Linked DNA regions of Mus musculus: regions 1, 2, 3 and 4 are each linked to region 5. Evidence: chromatin loops called from intact Hi-C (ENCODE). Cell type or tissue: gastrocnemius. All regions are shown on one strand. Region 1 overlaps Epp13 (epididymal protein 13). Region 2 overlaps Peg3 (paternally expressed 3). Region 3 has its middle 5.3 kb from the start of Smim17. Region 4 holds the start of Zim1 (zinc finger, imprinted 1). Region 5 has its middle 3.9 kb from the start of Zfp78.

What was found. Hi-C counts contacts between places; a loop is a spot of excess contacts. Peaks named below come from ENCODE experiments on the same cell type or tissue, not always from the same donor. Only the 100,000 strongest peaks of a DNase experiment are listed, where the experiment ranks them.
Region 1: a loop joins it to region 5, with 2.7 times the contacts of the local background. A loop is called at or near these places in 5 of 42 quality-filtered maps.
Region 2: it touches region 5 in a loop (2.9-fold over the local background); 12 of 42 quality-filtered maps call a loop at or near these places.
Region 3: a loop joins it to region 5, with 2.0 times the contacts of the local background. A loop is called at or near these places in 21 of 42 quality-filtered maps.
Region 4: it touches region 5 in a loop (2.4-fold over the local background); 9 of 42 quality-filtered maps call a loop at or near these places.

The regions. Positions count from the first base shown.
Region 1 is chr7:6,280,525-6,284,524 of GRCm38, reverse strand. Epp13 (epididymal protein 13) reads right to left here. Exons shown (of 16, transcript NM_001177416.1): 16 at 2,664-3,057. The coding sequence ends at 3,030. Among named protein-coding and RNA genes, the nearest start is that of Zfp667, 4.1 kb to the left of the region's middle. In gastrocnemius, CTCF peaks have their summits at 866 and 1,596 (motif pointing right); DNase peaks (open chromatin) are centred at 826, 1,598 and 2,963; H3K4me3 peaks cover 1,381 bases; H3K27ac peaks cover 1,395 bases.
Region 2 is chr7:6,725,900-6,729,899 of GRCm38, reverse strand. It overlaps Peg3 (paternally expressed 3), which reads left to right. Exons shown (of 9, transcript NM_008817.2): 2 at 3,326-3,410. Among named protein-coding and RNA genes, the nearest start is that of Peg3, 2.5 kb to the left of the region's middle. In gastrocnemius, CTCF peaks have their summits at 643 (motif pointing left) and 2,419; DNase peaks (open chromatin) are centred at 318, 1,261, 2,044 and 2,365; H3K4me3 peaks cover 2,799 bases; H3K27ac peaks cover 2,733 bases.
Region 3 is chr7:6,407,925-6,411,924 of GRCm38, reverse strand. No RefSeq gene overlaps it. Among named protein-coding and RNA genes, the nearest start is that of Smim17, 5.3 kb to the left of the region's middle. In gastrocnemius, no CTCF peak of the experiment used is centred here; a DNase peak (open chromatin) is centred at 1,670.
Region 4 is chr7:6,694,485-6,698,484 of GRCm38, reverse strand. Zim1 (zinc finger, imprinted 1) reads left to right here and starts at 2,053. Exons shown (of 8, transcript NM_011769.4): 1 at 2,053-2,116; 2 at 2,713-2,835. In gastrocnemius, no CTCF peak of the experiment used is centred here; a DNase peak (open chromatin) is centred at 1,941; H3K4me3 peaks cover 1,449 bases; H3K27ac peaks cover 320 bases.
Region 5 is chr7:6,357,403-6,361,402 of GRCm38, reverse strand. No RefSeq gene overlaps it. Among named protein-coding and RNA genes, the nearest start is that of Zfp78, 3.9 kb to the left of the region's middle. In gastrocnemius, a CTCF peak has its summit at 2,024 (motif pointing left); no DNase peak of the experiment used is centred here.

The DNA of each region.
Region 1 (4,000 bases), 77 kb after region 5:
TTGGGGAAGGGGTTTGTTGAGAAGACCAGCCACGGAGTAAAGAGTAACAACACCATGAAAAAAAATTGCATGAAAAAAGGCCAAAAAGAAACTTAGAATTTAGGCTGATGAGATAGCTTAGTGAGTAAGAGCATGGACTGCTCTTCCAAAGCAAAGTCCAGCAACCACATGGTGGCTCACAACCACCCGTAATGAGATCTGATGCATTTTTCTGGTGTGTCTGAAGACAGCTACAGTGTACTTATTTATAATAAATAAATCTTTGGGCGAGAGCGAGCCGGAGTGAGCAGAAGTCCTAAATTCAATTCTCAACAACCAAATATAGGCTCACAACCATCTGTACAGCTACAGTGTGTACTCGTATACATAAAGTAATTAAAAAAAAACTTAGAACTTGTATACTAACATAAAAAAGAATTAAAATGAAGTGAAGAAAGAAAGAAGAAAAAGAAAAAGGAAGCGAACAAATAGGCCTCTCCACCAGTCGGAATCCTGCTCTCTCTAGAAGCAGTCTTTCTCCCCCTAACCTAACCAGCGGTCTAGCGTTTCTCTGTCTCCAAGGCTACAAATTGTAGGCTTGAAGTGGTGCAGAGACTTCTGGGTATTGTAGTGTCAAGGAAGCAGAGAGGTGGGAGGCGCGCTTGTCAATAAAACGGAGTTTGTTAGCAGAAACGTCTGAACCAAGGAATGGTTTGGAAGACTGAAAACGCCTTGCAGATATTCTTAGGGTGTTAGCATTGTGTTAGGAAAGAGGGAGGCGAAGAAAGGGCTAGGCGCGAGGGATTGTGGGAGTTGTAGTTTTGCATTCTGTGGCGATCTGGAGACGGAAATGACGAGACTGCCGCCTCGCGTCAGATGTGAGGACAGCAGACCCTGTGTTTAATCTGCTTTTCCCCCCCAAGCCAGAGTTCCAAGGTCAACTAAAAAGGCTGATTCCCACAAGGATTCTCATGACCTTCCTAAGAGCACCGGCGACGTGTGAGGATTGGAGTGTGGAGTGATTGGAGTGGGAGTGAGGGTATAGGACGGGGGGAGGGGGGCGGCATTTGTGCAACAATATGTATGTGCAAACCCTCACGTTGTGTCTGGCTGTCTGCTTTATAGTAAATCAACAGGAGCTGGAGAGATATCTCAGTGGTTAGAATACTGGCTGTTCTTCCAGAGATCCTGAGTTCAATTCCCAGCAACCACATGGTGGCTCACAACCATCTGCCCTCTTCTGGTGTGTCTAAAGACAGGTATAGTGTACTCATATACATAAAAAAAATAAATCTTTTAAAAAATAAAAAAGTAAGTGAGCAGAATGCAACAATATGGAGTACTCAGGTTTCTTTTCTCCTCCAAATTGGACAGGAAGTCCAAAATCCGACTCAGCTTGAGGCAAGCTGGGTCACTGCCCACTCTGATGAGCATTCTTGTTCCTCTGGTCTGAACTGTAACTTATTAGGAGCCAAGTTAGTGTGGTTGCCAAGGATAAAGCAGTGCATATAACCGGTATCTAGCCTTGAACCTTACTTTTTTTTTTTTTTTAAGATGTTTTTATTTTATATGTGTGATTTGCCTTCAGGAAGTATGCCATATGTATGCAGTACCAGCAGAGACCAGAAGAGGGTGGCAAGTCCCCTGTAACTGGAGTCACTGACAGTTGTGAGCTGTTGTCTTTTGCAAAAGGAGCCCTGTTCTTAACTGCTGAGCTATCCTCTTGTTTTTTGTTTTGAGACAAAATTTCATGTATTCCAGGTTGGCTTGAAACTCACTATATAGTCAACAATGGCTCTCAACTCCTGATTCTCCGTATCCACTGTTTAATAGAGGTGCAGGAATATGGGCCCATTTTCTCTGCCAATGAAAGTATTAAAAGACAGGAAATAATAGTGGTGGCACTTGCCTTTAGTCTCACCACTCAGGAGGCAGAGGCAGGTGGATCTCTGAGAGTTTAAGGGCAGCCTGGTCTACACAGTGAGGACAGCCAGGGTTACATAGGTAAACCCTGTCTTTAAAACAAACAAAAAAAAAAAAAAAGAAAAAAGAAAAAGGAGCTGAGCAGTGGTGGCGCATGCCTTTAATCCCAGCACTTGGGAGGCAGAGGCAGGCGGATTTCTGAGTTCGAGACCAGCCTGGTCTACAGAGTGAGTTCCAGGACAACAAATACACAGAGAAACTCTGTATCAAAAAACAAAACAAACAAACAAACAAACAAACAACAACAAAAACGAGAAAGGGGAGGAGGCAGGAAAAGGTGTTACCAGAAATTATGGGGAGTCCCAGCAGAGCCATCAAATGAGACTGGGGAAATCAGGGTTCGTCTTGGGGCTCTTATTCTCATTAATAACATAAGTTAACAAGGGTCACAAACAGACACTCAAGAGTAAAGAACTGACCCAGGCAGAAGGTGTAGGACCTACCAAAGCCATGCTACTGCAGTACAGGCGAGAAGCGTTGGAAAGAGAGGAAGGAAGCCCAGCACGTCAGGAAGCTTTAAAGCACACTTAGGTTTCACTCAACATCTGAAAGCAGAGAGAGACAGGGCTTTCTGTCTGCTCTTGGATTTTGTTTGAGGGTCAGCACGACAGCTTAGTGGTTAAAGATACTCACTGCTGAGCCAATGCCCTCAATACACACAGAATCACACAGAACTCACTGAATACGCACTGAATCAAAAATCAATCAAAAATCAAGGGTTTTTTTATTTGAAAATTATAAATGATTCTTAGCGCCCCTCCACCCTGTGTCATTTGCTGTTCTGTGAATGTAAGAAACAAGCATTTAGCAATTAATTAGTGCACAATAAAGAAAGGTTGAAAATGGCCCAGAAGAGAAGGTGTTGGGGAAAGCCTTACAAAGGCTCACTCGGCTGCTCTACTGGCTATTGTCACAGGGCACGGTCCCCAGACGGCTTCCTGCTGAGCCTCTGGACACACTCATACTCTGCTAGTTGATAAGCCAGAGTTCGAAGAGCTTCCTTGGGAAGTGAAATGCTCTGGAGACGGAGGGCTTGTGAGGGTTGAGCAAAACAGAGCAGAGCGGCTTCACTGGAAGGAACAGCAGGGGTCGTCTCTACGGAAGAGGAGAAAGTAGGGCAGTCACAGTTGGACACTTATTTAGGTCTTCATATGTTCTCAGACCCCATAGGACTTTACTCGAGACCCCTGAGCCTGCCTGCGCTTCTCACCTACGTCCGGGGCCTGGCTCCTCCCACTTTGTTCGCCCCCCCCCCCCCAACAAACTGTTCCACCTGCTGATACCACTTCACTCAGACCTCTGTGCAACCAGGGGATCAAGTCTGGAGCAAAAATGAGATCGAGGTGTGTCCAAACCCGAGAAATCTCGTCTTGAGACTGGCAGGAGTAGCGCCTGCTCGTCCTAGCTCACGCAGCCTGTACAGCCCCTACCTCTGCCACCCTTGAAATGGTCATGCAGCCTGACAGCCATGTTACAGGTTAAACTTTCTCCATCCTTAAGGTAAGTCCAGCAAGCATAATTTTGCATAATTCCGCCGGGCAGTGGTGGCGCACAGAGATCTGCCTATGTCTGCCTCCCAAGTGCTGGGACTAAAGGCATGTACCATCAGCACCCGAATTTTTAAAAATATTTTTAAAGATTTACTTTTATTTTACGTGTGTATTTGTCCACATGTATGTATGTATGTGCACCACATACATGCAGTGTCTGTGGAAGCCAGAAGGGAGTGTCAGATCTCCTGGTACTGATGGTGGTGAGCCACTCTGTGAGTGCTGGCGACCAAACCTGAACCCTCTGCAAGAGCAGCAAGTGCTTGTGCCTACTGATCTATCTCTCCAGCCCCTAATTTATTTTTAATTATGCATGTGTGTGTACGTGTGTGTGTGTGTGTGTGTGTGTGTGTGTGTGTGTGTGTGTGTATGTGTGTAGGTGTGTCCATGTGAATGCAGGTGCCCTTGCAGGTCAGAACAGGGCACCTGGTCTCCTGTGGCTAGAGTTACAGGTTGTACAAGTCCTATAATGTGGGTGCTGATAATTT
Region 2 (4,000 bases), 370 kb before region 5:
CAGATGATGCAGAAGTCCTGTTACAAGACCACCACAGTGGACATCAGAGTGCCGTCTCTGAGCAACCTCTTCTGTGGTTTCATTTTCTTTGCTCAGCAAAGTCTAAGGGCTATGCGGTTAACCCGATCGCCAGGTCGTCTGGCTGGCAGGGTCTTCGCAATCTAGCCATCTACCGCTAAGCGCGGCACTGTTCTTGGGGGCGGGTCTTGTTTTGCCGCAGTGGCGGTGGGCGGGGCTGAGGGCAGCTTAGGGGCGGGACTAAAGCAGAAGCTGTGAGATACTTTTCGGCTCCACCCAGTTGGCGCCATCTTGGAGGGTGGAGACAGGTTTGCTGCACAGGCTTATCCTGATTGGCTGCCTATGGTGGGGGCGGGGCCATGGCGGACTCAGCAGGCCCAGCCCGCTTGGCGCCATCTTGAAATGACCGCGGATTTGCCGCGCAGGCGCCGCTTTAGCATCAGATAAAGAGACTAAAAGGCCGAAGTGGCTTGAGTCTATGGGGTGCTAGCTCCTCTGGCTCTTCCTTTGCTAGTTGGCAGTAAAGATGCACCCCAGTTGTCGGCTTATCTGACTGGCCGAGTGGCCTAGACCCTCACTCAGTCTTAGTTTGCCGCACGAATGCTGCCATCTCGCGGCCTTCCATTTAAAGGATGGAACGGCAGGCTCAAACAATCCATTTTTCTGTGGCTAGATTTTGGTTGCAGAGCCTCAAATTGACATCAAGTGACGGGTCTTTTGACCCTGGACTGTATCTGGCTCCATTTATGAGGAGCACTGTGGGGTTTATGAAGAGTTAAAAAGTGTCGCCCGGTTGTCTGGAGGGAGAGGCTATCGTCCTGAGTGACTGACAGACAACAGGACCTTGTTCACCTTTGCTGGTTATACCCGCGCCACAGACAGAAACTGTAATAGGTGCCATCATGAGTGACAGCCCAGATGGCTGCAGGAGGTGGGCTTTAGGGAGGGGTTATTATTCTGAATGACAAGGCCTCATAGCTCCGCCCATCCTGGCGCCATCTTTCCTGGCCAAGGGCGGGGCTTCGATGCTCTGCAGGTATCTTGAATGACAGCTGGACGGGCATGCTGCATAGAGGCGGGCTATAAGGAGGGGCTTTATAATCCTGAGTCACCACAAAGCCCCACCTACCCTGACGCCATCTTTGCTGGCTGATGGTGAAGAAGGGAGTGGCAGGGCGGGGCTATGAAGAGTGGCTGCTGATATAGTGAGGCACAATCTTGAATGACAGCCCATCCGGCTTCAGGGGGTGGGCCTGAGGGTGGGGCTCAGGCCTTGATTGACGTGGCCACACAGCTTTATGGGCCTGTGAAGTTCTCAGCGGGTGTCATCTTGAGTGACAGCTGGATGTGTTTGCGGCAAGAGGCGGGTCAGGAGGAGGGGCTCTCTGGTCTTGAGTGCTCACAGAGCCCCGCCCAATTTGGCGCCATCTTTGCCAGCAATAGCTGGCCGCGCTAACCTTTATGGTGCAGACGCCATCTTGAATGACAGGCTGGCTGGGGGTGGGATCTGAGGGAGGAGCTTTCTTGTCATGATTGATTGGAAACCAGTTCCACCCACCTTGGCGTCATCTGTTTGCCATACATGGTGTGTCTGAAGTGATCACTGAAGGTGCCATTTTGATTGACAGCTGGACTGGCTGGCTGCAAGAGGCAGGCTAGAGAGAGGATTTATGGTCCTGAGTGCTAAGCTGTCTTGCAAGGGGCAAGCCCTAGGAAGGGGTTATTATCCTGACTGATGGTACAACTCACCCCTGTCTATCCTTAGCGTCACCACTGTTGGCCATGGGGAGGCGGTGTCTGAAGTAAGGGTGTCATCTTGAATGACTGCAGGACTGGCCGGCTGAAAGAAGCTAGCCAAAGGGGTGTGGTCTCTCTCATTCAGAATGAGCAGGGAGCTCTGCCCACCTGACGCCATCTTTGCTGACGTTTCTGGTGCAGTAGCCATCTTGAATGACAGCTTGTTTTGCTGCAGAAGGAGGGCCAGAGGGCGGAGCTCTGATCTGGACTACAGAACCCTGCCCACCTGGGCGCCATCTTTACTTGTCATGGTTGGGGGTTGTTGTCTAGTGTTTTTTTGCACTGCTGTCACCTTGAGTAATAGCTGGAGTGGCCACTAGAGGCAGGCAAGAGGGAAGGAAAGAATCTCTGGTCCAAGGGACGATACAGCCCTGTTCACCATGGCATTATTTTTTATGTCTCTGTCATTTATGGCGCATGAGCAATCTTGAATGACAGCTGGGTTGGCTGCAGGGGCAGGGCCGAGGGAGGAGCTCTTTCTGAGTGACTGGGCCACAGAAGTCCGCCGGCCCTGTCGCTATCTTTGTTGGTCACAAGGGGGCGTCTGGTATTCATTCCGCCAGTGTCATTTTGAATGACAAGTGGGCTTGCTGCAGGAGGCGGCCCGAAGGAGGGGCTCTCTGGTACTGACTGCAGTACCCTCCTCCCTCTGGCGCCATCTTTGTTGGCCACAAGGGGGCATCTGGTATTATCTGTGCAGGTGTCATCTTGAATGACAACAGGACCTCGCTTCAGGATTCGATTCCTGATTGAACTGGTCCTCCACCTTCATTGGCGCCATCTTTGTTGGCCACAAGGGGGTGTCTGAATTTTTCACTGTGGATGTGTCACCTGCAGGCAGCAGGTCTGAAGAAGAGGCTGGCTTTTTATTAGTGACAGTTACAGAGCCCTGTTTCATCTTGGTAGTGGGACCTTAGGTGTTTTATCTTAGGTACTGGCAGATGTCAGGGGCTACAGTGCCTCCATCTTACATCCACACATAGGTGACTGGAGCCAATATTTTCATACGGGGGCACCAGAAGGGACTCACCCAATTGCCCAGCTCAGAATCCTGGGAAAGGGGTGTGGTTATGTGAATCACTGGCAACACCCAGAAGATTGTTAAAGCCACTAGAAGGCTACTTTGACTATCAGAGTATTTTAAGTCTCTCCCTGGTCATTTGTTTCCCTCTAGTTTTCACCTGCAATATGTTTCCTTGCACTTATAGGATAGGTGATGTCATATGGTTAATTAATAACCAGTTGGGTTCTTGGGTTCATTACTTAATCCAGAATCCCCTGAAGTTACCAAGAGACCCCAGGAAGGTCTTCAGTGCTCTTCATATAATTAGAGTCCAGGGTACATCATGTGTCTTGGGAATAATTGATTACCGAGGGCATTTTCTGGGTGGTATCCTGGACACATTTGATGTCTGCCTTTGTAGGGGGAAAAAAGTGGTTGCTTCCCACCCAAAGAACACTGTAATTGTGAAATAAATTGGGTGCTTCATGTTTTCTTTCTTCTCCATAGCCCTACCTTCTTGATCTTCTATCCTTTTTGGAGACAACTGGCAAGAGGAAGACTAGGTCCTCCAACAGCTAGGTGGCTGGTCCAGGTGAGTGATACACCTCAGAGTACCACACCCATCTTTGAAGTTTCCTCTTCTCTTCCTCACACTGACATTTTCGTGATGCACATATATGTTACACAACTACAAGAACACCATTTGTACTTTCTGAGAATATACATACCTGTCTGGTGGGTAATGAATTTGCTAGGATTTGTCCCCTTAGTCTTATTCCATCATTTCCAGTCTCCTATTTTTCCCCTGACACTCAGGTGCTCCTTCAGGCTTCCTGTTTGCCTTTTGTTGGGCAACTAAGAAGCAGGAGAAACTCTATTTACCTGCAACAACCTAGTATATGCTTTGTACCACATACCAGGGATACCATCTCAACTGAGAAAAGAAGTATTTTCATGGAGTATTATGGGAGAATTAAAATGTATAAAATACGATTGTATGGTTTATTTCCTTGAAAGTACACATTTGCATGGAGAAACTAACTTAATCTGGGAGAGACGCCTCCCTGAGGTACTTGGGAATCTTAAAGCTGAGCTCTGAAGGATTATAAATGGTATGTTTCATGGGGAGAATAAATTGGTCAGAGGGCTCAAAGATGTTCCTGAGGGATGCGGAGAGTGAAG
Region 3 (4,000 bases), 51 kb before region 5:
AAATCGCAACAAAATCCCCAAACCTTGGGCTATGACTTGACCAAGTTATGAGTCTTGTAAGCAACTTGTTGGGGTTCCATGATTAACTGACAAAAGACTGATCAATGTAAGGCTAGGGTTTCATTCAATCACTCATTTAAAACATTCGTTCAGCAAATATTTATTAGACAATTGATATGTGGTATATATTCTTGATGATCAAGACAATGAGTGTCTGTGGCCCAAAAATGTATGTCCTTTAAATACATATAACATTTACTTAATGAATGTGTGCATGTACATGTATGTACGAAATGGTATGCATGTGAAAGTCAGAGGGCAACTTGCTGAAGTTGATTCTCTCCTCCCACCATGTGGGTCCCAGCGACTGAACTCAGGGCACCAAACTTGGCAGCAATAACCTTTACCGACTGACAATATGGGCTAGAAGGGTACATTCTAATGATGAAAGGACACAAGAGACACACAACGCAATAAAATGTAACTCATACTAATATGAAATGGGTCAGTGTGGTAGCGACTCTAAGGGTCTGTCTACCTACTTACCTACATATCTATCATCTTTTTCTCAGGATGGGTGGGGGTACTGGAGATGGGAACTAGGGCCTCATGTATGATAGGCAAGTATTCTTCCACTGAGCTGCCAGAGCCCAGAGAAGACCTAAGTGGCATTTGAACTGAGACCTAAAAGATGGGAAGGAGCTAGTTAAATAAGAATCCATGGCAGAATGAAATCAATAAAGCTACAAAGGGATAAAGAGAACAATATTGAAAGAGAGGCTAGACAAGGGACAGAAGTGAGATATAAGTTCTGAAAGGCATCCAGGGACTTGAAAGCACAGGAGGGCCATTAGGTTTGACTGCGGGCTGCTTCGGAAACATTAGCAGAGAACTGAGGAGTGTTGAGGTGGACTCTAATTTACATTAGCAAAGTGTGCCCAAAATCTCTGTGTGGGGAATGCAGCAGAAGGCAGCATGATGGAAAGATTGTGTAAGAGGCTCCTGTAGTGACAGGTGTGAGAGGAAATGGTGGCCTGAAGTGCAGTGGTCATTAGATGACAAATGTGGATATAGTTGGGATTCACCATCCTGGTGGAGCTGAGAAGGCTGATAAGCAGATAGCTTTGAAGTATAAAAGCAAGGAATGGATCTAGGAAGAGCTGGGCTATGAGCCTATGCAACTGAGTGCCATGCAGTGTACTGTATCAGTTTTTTGTTTCTTTGTTCTGTTTGCCGTGAAAACCCAGACCTGTGCTTCTGTGTGGGTGAGGTCCAAGACATCCTTGAAGGCAACAAATATCTCCAAGCAGAAACTCTACGACTAGGAGGTTGGAAAAGTAGGCTTAGGATGCTCCTCAAAAACAAGCAAACAAACAAACAAAAGAGTCTGTCATTTGATCTCTGATGCTGGAAGTCCCCTTGAGCAGCCTACTGTGCTAAGCTGGTGTAACATGCGCTGTCTGCCCTGCTGAACTATTTGCAGGTGAACTGTCCCTGGTTCTAACCGGTTTGGGGGTGGAAGGGAAGAGCCAGCCTCTCACTCAACCATCTCAGAAACGGCTTTCCTTCAGTGTTGAACAGTCAGAGCGAAACAGCTTTGGGCAGTGTCCACGGTTCTGAAACCAAAAGGCACGCTGTCCTTGGTGCTGAACCACGGTCCATAACAGGACACCAGACAACGGCTACGCTATCCGTGGTACTGAACCACAGAGCAGTGCACGTGGACTAAAACGGTTGCGGCTGTGCGCTGTCCGCGGTTCTGATTCACGGCGTCATGAATTACCCCTAACCTCAGACCAGTTACTACATGACCTGATATTGGTGCTGTTTTCATGCAGTCTAACAGAGAGACTTCCTTACCCTCCAATACAGACACCTCAAGTAACAACCTGCTTAGGAAAAAGTCCCTGCTGTTTCTTGGAGACACAGCTCTCTGGGGACTGTGGAGAGCGCAGCTTTAGTTTTCAGTGGAGTAAGGCCAGATGACTCCCTCAAGTACACTCCACCTTCATATATAAAGGTCTCTACCTTTATATATATATATATATATATATATATATATATATATATATATATATATATATATATATATATATACATATTTAAATTTTATTACACTCTCTGTAAATTTTATTAACAGGGTTTCTAAAACATTCTTAGAAGGCATGCAGAAAAGAAAACAGAGGGAACAATCTTCGCCAGGTTCAGGCTGTTGATTTTGAGTATAGCAAAGTGTGCCCCTGAGTTCTTAGGATATTTTAATGTTGTAGGGTGGGGTAATAAGAAAGGTGTAGTTTCTGGGAACTAAGGAAGTATCCCAATAAATAAAAACACCTGCTGTGACAGTGTGGGCACTGTTATTCAGATTCCCAGCACCCATGCAAATGCCACGTATGGCAGCCTGCCTGCATCCCCACTGGTGTGGGAGGCAGAGACAAGGATACCCCAGAGCAAGCAGGCTAGCCAGACTAGCCAAAATGGTGATCTCTGGGTTCAGTGAGAGGCCCTGCCTTGATATATGAAGGTAAAGAGTACTTGAGGAAGACATCTGATATCAACTTTGGTCTTCCACATACATGTGCACCTTCACATATACATGCACCCATGCACAGTCAAATATGCATACACACAACACACACCTACATATTCAAAACAGAGGGGTGTGATTGTTGATTTATAGAGGCATATTATTACTACACACTACTTTGAACATTTGAGAAGATGAACCTTGAGTGGCATTTTCTTTTTTTAAGATTTATTTATTTATTTATTTATTTATTTATTTAACACATTTGAGTACACTGTAGCTGTCTTCAGACAGGCCATAACAGAGCATTGGATACCTTTATTAATGATTGTGAGCCACCATGTACTTGCTGGGAATTGAACTCAGAACCTCTAGAAGAACATCCAGGCTCTTAACCGCTGAGCCATTTCTCCAGCACAAGTAGTATTTTCTTAATGATAAAAATTTTTGCAATTTAAGAATGCTTCAGGTATCTGTACTTTAGAATGTAACCCAAACTATCTTGCAAAGTACCTTTGTTATCTTTTGTATCCCCTTAAGAGACTGTCTGTCCGAATTAGTCTTGTGTTATGTGTGCTTTGAATTGTGCAGGCTCTTTTAAGAAAGTCACTGGAATAAAATCTATCCCCTCCCTGAAAACATACATGAATGAATGCATGCATGCATGCACACGCGCACACACACACACACACACACACACACAAATACCTTAACAATTTGGTCACCAGGAATGTCCCCAGGGAGAGGTACAACAGCAAAGATATGAGGAACCTGTGTCCTAAAATGGCCCCACAGATCAGAACCCACTTGTAGTGCAGCATTAGTGTTTTAAACTTATTTTTAACTTGTGGCAGTCAGAAGACAGCTTGAGGGAACCAGTTCTCTCCTTCCACTGCATGGGTCCCAGGATTAAATTCAAGTCATCAAGATTGGCAGCAGGTATTGGGCTATCTCACCTTGAAGGATTTTCTTCTCGTGTCTAACCCATCAATCAAACTGTTAAGTGTCTCTCATTATTCTCTCATTTCCAGAATGAGGAACTAGAAGGGCAAGAGGTCAAATAAAACTTGCTTGGAGCTACTCAATGGGGCTCAGCATCTTCTCCCTCTTGCTTCTTCTCCAACCACACTTCAAATTTGCACAGCTTGTCATAACATCTTCTGGATGGCAATAGGAGTTCCAATCATGATGAGTTTATAAACCCTACTTACCCAGACCTCCACACAGCTGACCCTGGTATCACTGCTTTCTGCAGAAGGAGCAAAGATGTAGATTCTCCTCCTACAAGCTTTTAATAATTGCAGCAGTTCTCAAAGTACTAGCATTGCTAGGGATGCTTATTAAAATATTACTCAGGGCTGGTGAGATGGCTCAGTGGGTAAGAGCACCCGACTGCTCTTCCGAAGGTCCAGAGTTCAAATCCCAGCAACCACATGGTGGCTCACAACCATCTGTAACAAGATCTGACTCCCT
Region 4 (4,000 bases), 340 kb before region 5:
CAGTTACTCTGACCAAAGGAACTTAAAGGAGAAAGAGTTTATTTTATCTCAGAATTCAAGTATGTGGGAGCATCATAGGAGCATGGGGGTGGGAATCCAAAGCAGCAGGAGCCTGAAGCAGCTGGCCATATCACTGCCATGACGATGAGGATACAGAGAGTGCTGAATGCATGCAGTCCACTCTCTCCCTGACCTGAGAATGGTTCCACCCACAGTTATGATGGGTCTTACCTCCGATAACATAATCAAGATAATCACCCCACCCAGACAGGCTGCCCATCTTCCCAGTGATTCTAGATATTGCCAAGTTGACAACACTAACCATCTGAATGAGGGTGAGAGATTACTTTCTGTTTGTTTGTTTAGTGTGTGTGTGTGTATATGTGTCCTTGTGGAGGTCAGAGAACAATTTGTGGAACTCTTTTCTCTCCTTCCACAGCTGTGGGTCCTCAGATTGACCCCGTAGGGTTTCTGTGAAGAGACACCATGACCATGGCAAGTCTTATAAAGGAAAACATTTAGTTGGGGCTGGCTGACAGTTCAGAGGTTTAGTCTGTTGTCATTACGGTGGGACCCAAGGCATAGTGCTGAGAGGTACCTGAGAGTTCTACATCTGGATCTGCAGACAGCAAGAAGAGACTATGAGCCACTAGTCCTGGCTTGAGTTTCTGAAACCTCAAAGCCTGGCTGGAATGATGCTGTTCCTCCAACAAGGTCACACCTGCTCCAGTGATGCCACACCTTCTAAGATTCACTTCCTGTGAATCTATCGGGGCCATTTTCATTCAAACCTCCACACCAAGAGAATCAGTGAACAACCCGTTGACACTTAGGAGTCAGTGCTACCCACTTCATTCTGTTGGCTAAAGCAAACTTCCTGGAATAAGGAAGTTTGTATTCCACCTTCAGGAGAGAAATTGCATACCCTACAACAGAGGGTGTGAATATTACGAAGCATTAATGATGTATCTGCAGGGATAGTGGGCACATTTTTCTCCCCCTGACATACCTATAATCCTCAACACCCTATAATCCCTGTACAACAGTGGGAAGCTTAGCCCAGATCAGCGGTGAAGGGGATACCACTTGTAGAAGCCGAGGAGTCTTTCTACTAGCTGAGAAATACTCCCTGTACTGGCTAGTTTTGTGTCAACTTGACACAGCTGGAGTTATCACAGAGAAAGGAGCTTTAGTTGAGGAAATGCCTCCATGAGATCCAACTGTAAGGCTTTTTCTGAATTAGTGATCAAGGGAGAAAGGCCCCTTGTGGGTGGGACCATCTCTGGGCTGGTAGTCTTGGTTCTATAAGAGAGCAGCTGAGCAAGCCAGGGGAAGCAAGCCAGTTAAGAACATCCCTCCATGGCCTCTGCATCAGCTCCTGCTCCCTGACCTGCTTGAGTTCCAGTCCTGACTTCTTCAGTGATGAACAGCAATGTGGAAATGTAAGGTGAATAAACCCTTTCCTCCTCAACTGCTTCTTGGTCATGATGTTTGTGCAGGAATAGAAACCCTGACTAAGACGCTCCCCAAGTCTACGCTGTGACTTTAATGGTAAAGTAGGTCTAGAAGCAAAGAAGTGAAAACAGAAGAGTGCTGGTGACTCCGTCCAGTAATCCCAGCTCAGGGCAAGGGGATCCTGAGGTTGAGGTCTACATAGTGAAACCCTGTCCCAAACCAAACCAAACCACTCTACCTCAGCGTGTCATCACATAATCTTAAAAATCTTTCCCTTTTCTACCATCGGCCTCTATCAATTTAGAAATTTTACTACCGAAGGAAATTTTTCCACCAGGAGACGCAATTTCTCTATAGTACTAGAAGTGGAGCCACAGAAGGGCAGAGCGTCTGAGGAACGCTTATAGCGAGCGCATCTTGCTGGGGACTACATTTCCCACAGGTCCCAGCGCGCTGTGCCGGGTGCTGGGCGCTCCATAGCCTGGAGCCTCAGGCTGGACGGCGTGAGACCTTCTGGGACATGTAGTCCTGTGGGCGGTGCCCTAGAGCTGGGGACTTGGGTTTTGAAAGTCATCCCGCGGCATTCCACTCCGGGTGGCCGCAGGCTGCGGTGCCTGGAGGCGAGTGCGGACGGACGGATAACCAAGCGCGAGGACGAGAGGCAAGAACACGGGAGAGGACTGAGAGGGCAGGGTGTCTGCATGCTGGGTGGGTCCCCACCCTATCACAGCTCTGTAGAGGACAGTGGTCTGGGTAGGGGGTGTGCGAGGGAATAGTGTGGCACAGCTCTTAGACATACTTCTGCTACGTTATGGAGATTTGTGTAACTCCTATTTGGAGGGTTTGGTCCCTGCAATGTGTCAGCTTTCTTCCACAACTTTACGTTTATGGGTGGCTTAGTTTGTCTCGCCTGTGTGGTTGTAGTTGGTCCTAGCTGGGTTGTTTGAACACTGTAGACTCGAATTCTCTTCTTATGTGGGTGTGCGTGAGCTTGTGTTCTACTTTGTAACTGTATCTGTTTTTGTATACGGATGAGCTGTAGTTGTGAGTTTTGCCCAACTGCCTGACTGTGCTGATGTGGTCAAGTGTGATTATATGATCTTGTATTTGTGTGTTGGGAAATGTGTCTGTATTTGAGCCCGACTATGTGTCTCATTCTGTGGATCTACTAATATAGATTTTATGTAATAACACTGTGAGTGTGAATTTTTAAATTTAATTAATTAATTAATTTTGTGTGTTTGTATGTGTGTGTAGGTCTTTGGACAACTCACAACAGCCTGTTTTTTCCTACTATGTGGGTCCCAGCGATGGAACTCGAGTTATAAGGCTTGGCAGCAATCGCCTTTACCAGCTGAACCAGCTAGCTGGTCCCAGATTGTGAGTTCATAGTATGCCTGGCAGAGGGAGGTTGTGCAGATTTTAGGTTGTATTTGTATCTGTGGTATGGCGGGGAATGTGTTGGGATGGTTGAAGGAGTTGGGGCTCAATTCAACTGTGGATTTACATGGCCTGGGTTTGTATATAGTTCGTGAATTGCATCTTACTGATTTGTATGCAATTGATTCTATTCCATTGGGTTGTTTATGTGTATTTGAGTATTCATATGTGTTTGCTTATATGTAAGTAAGGGTGATAGTTTGTGCATATAGCATCTCGTCTAGGTGATCAATGAGTTTGGTCACTAACACATTGGTATGCTCTCTGGATAGCTATTAGCTAAACTTGTGGATATCCAAGGCAAGGTTGCAGCCAGGCCAGGCATTTCTCCCCTACCTAGTGGCCGGTGAGCAGTATGAAACCCTGGATAATTTCGACCCAAGCCCAGAAGACAGCCCCGAAGTCCCATTCAGGCAAATGTCCTGTTCTAGGACTGAGGTGTCGGGGTGGCTACTGTGCTGTGGAAGGGACCAAATAGAGGTGTCTTTGCTTTTTTTCTAGAATGTACCTGCTGGCTTTGGGGAACAGGGCAGACTATAGAGCCTGGTGAAGGGTAAGCAGGGATCCAGACTGGGAATTGAGTTTCTGAGCCACAGAGCAACCGAGTCTCTGGACGTCTTTAGACAGCAGTAGGAGAGGAGAGAAGATAAGAAATGGGGGAAACTAGAGTTGGCTCAGAGGAGGGCGTTGTGGTGTATTCTTCAGGACACAGAGCCAGGCATTACAAAGTAGGATCTAGAAGCCCTGGTGACATATTAGTCTAATGGACCAGGAGGAAATGATCCCAGACTTTAGACATATAAGCTGGGAGTCAGAGGAACCAGTTAGTCACTTGATTTGATGGACCTTAAAGGGATGATTTTAGAGAGACTCCAAGGGGGTTAGGCTATATAGGGAACAATGGGGGGGGGTTCAGAAGGTCTCTGGGGCTCCACACAGGGCATGTATGAAGGTTTCTGGATGAGAAGGGTGCTTTGAAAAGGCTTTGAACATCTGTAGCAAGGAAGTATGCATTAGTGGCCCAGTCGTGAGTGAGGGCAGGAAGCATCACTTTCATGGAGGTGAGTACTGCTGGACCCCAAGTGAGCCTGAGGTCAGCCTTAGA
Region 5 (4,000 bases):
CATAAAAGATATCTGCTAGTTGTCATCAATTCAGTTTTGACAGTACCTGGAATTGAAGGCTTGGCCCTACAAAACTCCCCACTGTTTGAGATGGAACTCCCAAACTTCAGTTGTTTTACCTGTGTTTCTGACTCTAAGCTGAAGTTTCTACCACCTGTGCTTCTTGAGTTCTATTCATTTGCTAGCGTGAAAGATATCAGGAAAACACAGGATTCTCTTGTTGTTGTTGTTGTTGTTGTTGTTGTTTATAGGAGACTTTAAAGGACACAAATGAACAAGTTGAAGACAAAGTGCAGAAGTAAGTAAGAATTGGAGTTTCTCTCCCCACAGGGTTGAAGTGTGTCACTCCCCTAGCACATGGCTGTATTCTTCTTGGTCTTTCTGAAAGCCTTGCATTGCTTGGAGGCAGAGGCAGGGACTGGGGGCGGGGCGGGGCGGGGCGGGGCGGGGCGGGGCGGGCCAAGCTGAGGCTTTATTAGGTAGGTATGATTGGTTAAGTCATGGGCTACTGTTAATCAATGTTACCTTTATCCACCCCATGCCTCCATACACACACCCTCGCCTCCCTCCCCCCACACACACACTCCAAAGATAAAACTGTGAGTTACAGCTGTCTTAGCACTTGGGTGGCTCCCCTGCAGTCATGTAAAGTACCTTACCACAGTGGTTCTCAGCCTTCCTAATGCTGCAACCCTTTAATACATTTCCTCCTGTGGTGATGACCCCCACCTATAAAATTATTTCCATTGCTACTTCATAACTGTGATTTTGCTACTATTATAAATTGTAATGTAAGTTTCTGATATGCAGGATGTCTGATATGCAACCCCTGTGGAAGGGTGGGCTGACCCCCCCTAAAGAGTTCTCAACTCCCCCATTGAGGAAAACCCTCCTTAACGAACCATGTTGAGTGTAGCTGCTGATTCCTGCTACCTCAGCACTCAGCTGAGGCAGGAGAATTGCCACAAATTCAAAACCAGCCTTGGTTTCATAGTGAGTTCCAGGCCAGCCTCAGCTAGAATGAAATCCTCTTTCAAAAAACACTTTTAGCTTCCAGAAACTGGAGGTGTAGAAGTAAAGAAAACATAAATTTGCAAAACAAAACATGTAATGACTTCATCAACAGAAACTCATTTGTGACTGAAATGGCCTTATAAATAACAAAAGGCTATTTTTCCACTCATGGAAATAATGAAAAAAAATAGATGGGTGGTAGCAGAGTGAAGAATATATGGTAGATGAATAGACAAATAGACATGAGTTACTGATAGATGGAGAGGCAGATGGTAGGTGGATAGGTATGGATATAGAGAGAGATAGATGGATACAGGCCTCCTTGTTGGTCTCACTATCTAGACACCTGTTCTGACTTTCTGTACTTTTTTGTGTTCCTAGACAGAGAACAACATGGTCTAATCCTGCAACTGAGGTAAAGGGTAGATGTATTGTAAGGGTCCATGACTTGCAAAGACCCAAATAGAATGCAATGTCAAAGAGTGTTTATTCTGCAGAAATCCTGCATGCATGGATCCAGCATACATCGAGATGGAATGCAGGTGTGGACTTTGCAGAGTCAGTTTAAAGCCTGTTAGGGTAGGCCTGGCTCTGGCTAACTCCGTCTTTTCAGTATTAAGCTCCTTGGGTTGCTGTTTCTACAGTGGGGGTGAGGATGCCAGAATTCAGCTGACACACGAAAACCATGTTGTAGGGGAAGAAGGTAAATTGCACTGGGTTCAATGTCTTATTGAAGTTGCAGAGGCAGCTCAGTGCTAAATCCTGAAACTGGGAAGGCCTTGGATTGGATAAAGGGGGAAAAATATCAGGGATGGTGCTTACCTGAAATTCCAGCCTTAGCTACATAGTGAGAGTCTGTCTCAACCAAAAAAAAATTACTATATTCCTGTACACAAAGGATCAGAAGATATGGACTCAATCTGGAGTTGACACAAGGAGAGAGGAAAGGGTGTTTAATAACCTTTAAAAGCACCAAGGTATGAAAGGATGTTTCACGGTACTCTAGTGCCACCTGCTGGTAAGAGTGTTCAACTACACCTTTATTTTATTTATTCATTTATTCATTCATTATTTATGTTTAAAGGCTTATTTATTTATTTATTTATTTATTTATTTATTTATTTATTTATTTATTTATGTGAGTGCACTGTAGCTGTACAGATGGTCGTGAGCCTTCGTGTGGTTGTTGGGAATTGAATTTCGGATACCTCTGCTCGCTCCATTCAACCCCACTCTGCCCCACTAGGCCCTGCTCGGTCCCTCTCCCTTCGGTCCACTCCGTTCCCTCAGTCCCTGCTCGCTCTGACCCAAAGATTATTTATTATTATAAGTACACTGTAGCTGACTTCAGACCCACCCCAAAAGGGTTTCAGATCTCATTACGGGTGGTTTTGAGTCACCATGTGGTAGCTGGGATTTGAACTCAGGATCTTTGGAAGAGCAGTCAGTGTTCTTACCCGCTTGCCAGCCCCCATTTTATTTTATTTTATTTTATTTTATTTTATTTTGGTGGAATATTGTTACCCGGAAGTTCTAGGCCACGGTGCTGCTCTTGGGTTACACACTACCACACTCAGCCAATCTGTTTTCAAAACATGGGATAGTTTGGGTCCTACTACTAAGATGTTGCTCTCTTAAGGGTGTTGGATCCCCTGGAACTGGAGTTAAATTCTGACCTGCCATGTGGTTGCTGGGAATTGAACCAGGGTCCTCTGAAAGAGCAGCCAGTGCTCTTCACCACTGATTCATCAATCCAGCCAGAGATGTTGCTCTGTTAAGCCAAAATTTTCTCACATGCTTCCCCCAGCTAGACATTCACTTCTGGGACAAGTTACCCCAGACTCAATGCCTTGAAAAGAAGGGGCTCCTTAAGCCACTAATAATAGTGTATTTGTGTACTCAGTAGGCCTGGCTTCCAGACCAATCCTAATTCTACTGGAAAGGATGGTGGGAAATATCCTTTTTGTGGACTCCTAAAAGGCCACCGGTTCAATGCAGTTTCTAGCCAGAAGTCTCCCTAAGTACTGAGTCCAATTCGGTGATATTCTAACTAACAGCTGGTGGCAGCTGGAGAGTGGCTGCTGTCCAGACCCAGCAACAGTTCTCAAGCTTGGCTGCAGTGAATGATGATGCATGATCCAGGTATCTACTGTGAGATCTCCACCCTGGAGACATTCCTGTGGATGTAACTCCCCAGTCCTCACCAAAACATGGATGGGTAAGATGCTCAGCAGAATTTTTTTTTTTAAGCAATGTAAATATTCAGCAACAGAGAAATGGAGGCAACCATTGCTGGTTCTTACAAAGCAGTTACACTGAGGTAACAGCAAACATCAGCTGGTGTGTCAACATATAAAATCCTTCTCACTCCTAGCAATGGGGAACATGGGGCTGAGCTAGCCATCTTCTGTAACCAGGCAAGGTTGGTTGGGACTAGAACACCAATTCAACCACAAAACCTTCAACCTACGATCTGCCCTGCCTGCGGACTGTTCTAAGACTAGCAAAACTGCATCAAAGAGACCAGCGAGACTCTATCCAGCAAATGACGGGAACAGAGGCAGAGTCCTCCAGCCAAACCTTAGAAGGAGCTTGGGAGTCATGTGGAGAAAGAGGAAGGGAAACCAGAGGGGTTAGCGACACAAGAACACAAGGCACGAAGTCATGGACTTGTGGGTCTCTTGGAAATCAGCGAGTCTGTAGGATCTGACCTAGGGTCTGCATATGTTATGGCTGAGCAGAACTCCTTACAGTGTCAGCAGGGCCTGTCTCCGTTTTCATGCTTATAGGAAGGACCCTTCACCTCCTTCTGAGTTGCCTCATCCAGCCTTGATGTGCTGGCATGTGCCTGGTCTTATTGTAGTTTGTTATGCCCCGTTTGGTTGATGTCCCTGGGAGGCCTGCTCTTTTTGGAAGGGAGGCAGGGGTGAGGTTGGGAGTCTGGGGGAGAGGAGAGATGGGAGGAAGATACTGAAGGGAGGGGAGA